Regions from separate parts of the Homo sapiens genome. Here region 2 is linked to region 1. A link is an interaction called in ENCODE POLR2A ChIA-PET data of the cell type or tissue named here. Cell type or tissue: Caco-2. All regions are shown on one strand. Each heading gives the region's core, and the rest is flanking DNA. Links, peaks and the distances in the headings are about the cores only.

Region 1 (2,913 bases), core at 109-2,608:
CACAGCAAGACTCTGTCTCAAAAATAAGTAAATAGGCTGGGCGCCTAATTATTTATTTATATTTATATATTTTTTATATTTATATTTTTTAAATAAATTTATTTTTATAAATTTATTTTATAAATAAATAGGCTGTGCACCTATTTATTTTTATTTATATATATTTTTTATTTATATTTTATTTATATTTATATTTATATTTATTATTTATTTATTTTATTACAGGCTCTCGCCTGTAGTCCCAACACTTTGGGAAGCCAAGGCGGGTGGATCACTTGAGGTCAGGAGTTTGAGACCAACCTGGCTAACATGGTGAAACCCTGTCTCTACTAAAAATACAAAAATTAACTGGTTGTTGTGGCAGGCATAAGCCCAGCTACTCGGGAAGGCTGAGGCAGGAGAATCACTTAAACCCGAGAGGCAGAGGTTGCAGTGAGCTAAGATCATGCCACTGCACTCCAGTCTTGGCAACAGAGTGAGACTCCATCTTAAAAATAAATAATAAATAAATAAATAAATAAATAAATGTGGATTCCCAGGCCATACCATAAACCAATTAAATCAGAATCTCTAGGGCTGGATTCCTGGCATTGCTACTTTATAAAAGGCCTTAGTTAGTTCTAATGTGCACACAGGGTAAAAAATCAGTGATTGACACCCCTCCACTCCCCGCCACCTTCTCTTTCACTGCTTCAGCTTGAAATCTCTACTGGGTGAGACTGATGACCAGCCCAGTTTGGTTTGGAGCAGAAGCAGTGGTTTTCAGGATCACCTGGGAGCTTTATAAAATGTCCATGTCAGGGCTCCTGCCCCAGACCAACTGAATCAGAATTGCTAGGTGTCAGGGCCAAGAGATTCTTGTTTCACAAAGCTACCCAGATGGTGCTAAGGTTCAGCCACCAGTGTAGAGCCTAATATAAGAACCATCTAGGATTACCACATTCTTCCGCTGAACATTCAGATTCAAAGTCTGGGGTGAGGACCAGGAACCTGTATGTTTAACAAGTGCCATAGGTGATTCTCATGAGATGCAAGGTTGAGAAACACAGATGGAGGAAAGATCCCTGGATTGGAGTCAGTAAGACAGGGCTCCTGGCTGTGTGACTTCTCACAGGTCACTTACCCTCTCTGAGATTCATGTCTTCATCTGTAAAATAGAGATGATGATAATAACTGCGTGAGGCAGAGATGGATCTCTGCCCCCAGAGACCTGTGTTCTCAGTCCATAGGACGCAGTAGGTGTTGGAAAGAGGCTGCCACTCACCAGGGACTGCATTTCCCAGCTCCACTTTGCATTGAGGTGGGGCGACCACATGACTGAGTTGTGGCCAATGAATGTGGGCAGAAGTGAGGAATGCTGCTGCCCATAAAACCCCCATGATCCGCCACTCTCTCTGCCCATCTGCCCATTGGATATCAATGCCTGGGGTAGCTTCAAAGCCCCAAGGGAAAGTTGATAGAACTCTTTGTTCCTCCCCACACCGCTGCCAACTGGACTTTATATGAGTGAAAAATAAACGTCCATGTGTTTAGCTACTGTGACTTGTATCTGTTAAAGTAATGAGTGCTATGTTACCAAACATACTGCCTCTGGGAGTGTGGCAAAAATTAAATGCTCTAATGCAGAGGTTGCAAACAGACAAGGTGTGGGCTTGGATCCACCCTGTAGATATGTTCTGTTATGCCTGCCCCAGTGTTCTTTTTTATATAAATTTATCAATAAATTTTTATTTTTATTTTTTATGAGATGGAGTCTTGCTCTGTTGCCCAGGCTGGAGTGCAGTGGCGCCATCTTGGCTCACTGCAACCTCTGCCTCCCAGGTTAAAGCGATTCTCCTGCCTCAGCCTCCCAAGTAGCTGGGATTACAGCCGCACAGCACCATGCCCAGCTAATTTTGTATTAAGAGATGGGGCTTCGTCATATTGGCCAGGCTTGTCTCGAACTCCTGACCTCAGGTGATCCACCTGCCTTGGTCTCCCAAAGTGCTGGGATTACAGGCGGGAGCCACTGCACCCAGTCGAATTTATTAATACATTTTTAAATGAGCAAATTCACACAAACCTCTGGATTTCCAGGTTCGTGAAAACCCAGAATCGCTGGCACCTGGGTTTGCATTCCAGTGGCTGGACGAGGAGCGGCTGTCCTGTTGAGCGGAACTTGTGCTCCCCAGTTTGCCACAGTCTCCACCACACAGCATTGCTTTATGCCTGGCTTGCCTCACATTCATGACACTTCTCCCATATGCCTACAGCTTCTCGAGTCAGTGAACCCTGATGCAATAGATGTAGAAGTTACGCGTTAGCTGTTAAGATTTTTCACAGCAAAATTCAAGTGACTTCTTGCTCTCAGGAAAGCCATTCTTGCCCAGAATTTGGAAGCAAAATCTTCTGGGTACTCCTTACGGGCTGAAAGATGTTCCCCACCCCGACCCTACCCATATCTGTGGCCATTTCAGCATCCGCTACATGGAGGCAGAGGTAAGAGATGGGACAAGCTCAACTGGATTTGGGGGTCAGATAGACCTGGGTCCCAACGCCAGCTATGCTTGCTTCCTAGCTGGGGATTTGGGGCCAGGCATTTCTTGTTTTCTTTCTTTCTCTCTCTCTTTTTTTCTTGCTCACTTTTCTCTCTCTCTTTCTTTCTTGCTCACTTTTCTCTCTCTCTCTCTATCTCTCGCTCTTTCTTTTTTTTGAGATGCAGTTTCTCTCTTGTCACCCAGGCTGGAGTGCGATGGCACAATCTCAGCTCACTGCAACCTCTGCCTCCCAGGTTCAAGCAATTCTTCTGCCTCAGCCTCCCAAGTAGCTGGGATTACAGGCACCCACAACCATGCCCAGCTAATTTTTGTATTTTTAGTAGAGACGGGGTTTCACCATGTTGGTCAGGCTGGCCTCGACCTCCTGACCTCCGGT
Region 2 (2,913 bases), core at 283-2,782, 58 kb after region 1:
AGGAGGACAAGGAGGAGAATCCATTTACAAACACTCCGGAAGCACCTACCCTGGGCCAGAGTCATTAAATAGGACCCAGTCCCCACCCCCAGGGAGCCTCCAGCTTTGGGGCTGAAGAAGAGAGCAATATTGCTTGAAGGTAAGGGGAACTCTGGAAGCAGGATGGAAAGCAATTTTGGCCAGAACAATAAGTGAAAGACTGATCAGCAGGAAGAGTCTGCTGAGATTTGGGGATGACTGCCCACAGCAAAGACAGAGAAACTCCCATCTCGGTTTGGAGACAGGGAGGGTCTTCAGTTGTTAGAAGAGCTGGCAACTCTTCCTAGAATCTGTGGAAAGACTGTTGCCCAAATGAGCTGTCTCCAATAAATGGCCAACACACAGTAGCTTTTCTAAGGATATCTGCATGAAGAGAATGAGGAACCCCAGCTTGGAGAAGTGGGAATAAAGGAGATGGAATACAGGGGCTGGGAAGTGCAGAATCATTAGGGTGAACGCTGAGCTGTTTTAACAAGAGGGAAGAAACACCTGGAGCTTAAGAGCGTAAAAGTTCAGGTATGGTGGCTCACACCTGTAATCCTAGCACTTTGGGAGGCCGAGATAGGCAGATCATGAGGTCAGGAGTTGAGACCAGCCAACATGGTGAAACCCTGTCTCTACTAAAAATACAACAATTAGCCGGGCATGGTGGGAGTCACCTGTAATCCCAGCTACTCGGGAGGCTGAGGCAGAAGAACTGCTTGAACCTGGGAGGCGGAGGTTGCAGTGAGCTGAGATGGCGCCACTGTACTCCAGCTTGGGCAACAGAGCAAGACTCCATCTCAAAAAAAAAAAAGAGAGTAAAAGTTCAGTTATCTTGGGGAGGCTGAGGCAGGAGGATCGCTTAAGCCCAGGAGTTCAAATCCAGCCTGGAAAACAAAGTGAAACCCCATCACTAAAATCTTTAAAAGGGGTAGGGGAAGTTCAGTTATCTCCCATTAACAAGTTCAGTGGTGCAGACTGGCCGGTGTCTGTTTGCTGACTGTTACTCCACCTTCCAGTGCATTGTCTTCATCTGCATGGTCAAAACTCGATCATGAGAAGCCGGGTTTTATGTGATAGGACAGGAAAGAGACGATGGAGGAACATATGCCCAATAGTTTAAGGCCTAGACTTGAAAGAGCAACATATCACTTCCGCTCACATTCCAATGGTAAGAATGGAGGGCCTCACCCAGCTGCAAAGGAGGCTGGGAAATGTAGTATCTGGCTGGGTAGTCTATTGCTAAGGAAGAAGAGAACAGATTTTCCTGGACAGCTAGCAGCCTCTGGCATAAGGAATAACTGTGAATGAGAAGAAGATCAGGTAGACTGCTGGAGAAAATGGCAGACTCTGGCTGGGCGCGGTGGCTCACACCTGTAATCCCAGCACGTTGGGAGGCCAAGATGGGTGGATCACCTGAGGTCAGGAGTTTGAGACCAACCTGGCCAACATAGTAAAACCCTGTCTCTACTAAAAATACAAGTTAGCCAGGCATGGTGGTGCCCGCCTGTAATCCCAGCTACTAGGGGGAGGCTGAAGCAGGAGAATTGCTTGAACTGGGAGGCGGAGGTTGCAGTGAGCCGAGATTGCGCCACTGCACTCCAGCCTGGGCAACAAGAGGGAGACTTTGTCTTGAAAGAAAGAAAGAGAGAGAGGGAGGGAGGAAGGAAGGAAGGAAGGAAGGAGAAAGAGAGAAACAGAGAGAGAGAAGGGAGGGAGGGAGGGAGGAAGGAAAGAAGAAAGGAAGGAGGGAAGGGGAGAGAGAGAGAAAAGAGGAGAGGAGAGGAGAGGAGGAGAAAGAAAGAAAATGGCAGACTCGGTATGGGCTGGAAGACATTGGAAACCCCTCACCCACCTGTTCTACATATGGGACACCAAGGCCCTGCATGGGGTGATGTCTGGTTTGGTCAGGATCCCACTGTAAGAGGACTAGAGCCCTAGGAGTCCTTTCCCTGGTCCCATTATTTTTATTTTTATTTTTAGAGACAGAGTCTCACTCTGTTGTTGCCCAGGCTGGAGTGCAGTGGTGAGATCATAGCTCACTGCAGCCTCAAACTCCTGGGCTCAAGTGATCCTCCCATCTCAGCCTCCTGAGTTGCTGGAACTACAGGCGTGCACCACCATGCCTGGCTCCTGGTCCCATTCTGTCTCTCAGAACATCATGGAGAAAATCCAGAGTGGGAGACAGGAAGTGTCAATACATAGGCATTTACCCAGAAATCTGTCAGCTGCCCAGCCTTCTATGAGTTGCCATCAGGTGCTTCAGAAATGAAGACGACGGTGGCTATCAGAGTTCAGTAGTCTGATGGACAACACTGCCAGGACTGTGGTAGTAGGTGTCCCCAAAGTTTAGACTGTTAAGAAAGGTCTCTCCATCATTACAGGATTCCTGCTGGGGAGGACAGTAAGGGCTTCTAAAGGGCATATTTTCTTTAGCTCATTGGTTCCTCACTGCCAAAGTCACAGACTCAATTGCCTAGATCACATCAGCTTATCTCCAAAGACCTGTTTGGTTCCTTTCTAGCAACCTACATTACCTAAAGGCCTTAGTTTTCTCATCTCTGAAATGGAGCTGATAATAATAGCTTCCATTCATTGACTACTAACTATGCACTCTGAAATTTACATAAATTATTTCTAACCCTGAGAAGTGCAGTTTTTATGTTTCATGGATGAGAAAACTGAGGCTCAGAGAGTTCAAGTACTGAAGGTAAAGGCAGTAGATTAGACTATTCGTCTTCCCCAATTGGATTGTACATTCCTGGCCTTTGACATGAAACTTTGCAGGACCTCCCACTGTCGGTAGAGTTTATTCCCTGCCCCATTGATGCGCCCACAGAAGGTTAGAGGAAGGATGTGTCAGGAGCAGAGGCCTTATTTTATTTATTTATG

Evidence for each region. Peaks named below come from ENCODE experiments on the same cell type or tissue, not always from the same donor. Only the 100,000 strongest peaks of a DNase experiment are listed, where the experiment ranks them.
Region 2: POLR2A ChIA-PET joins it to region 1 with 6 read pairs; 4 of 35 experiments call an interaction of 5 or more read pairs at or near these places.

The regions. Positions count from the first base shown.
Region 1 is chr20:44,232,510-44,235,422 of GRCh38, forward strand. No RefSeq gene overlaps it. Among named protein-coding and RNA genes, the nearest start is that of GDAP1L1, 13 kb to the right of the region's middle. In Caco-2, for the core only: no CTCF peak of the experiment used is centred there; a DNase peak (open chromatin) is centred at 1,312.
Region 2 is chr20:44,290,733-44,293,645 of GRCh38, forward strand. It overlaps LOC124904910 (a long non-coding RNA gene), which reads right to left and starts at 623. Exons shown (of 2, transcript XR_007067597.1): 1 at 1-623. In Caco-2, for the core only: no CTCF peak of the experiment used is centred there; a DNase peak (open chromatin) is centred at 1,236.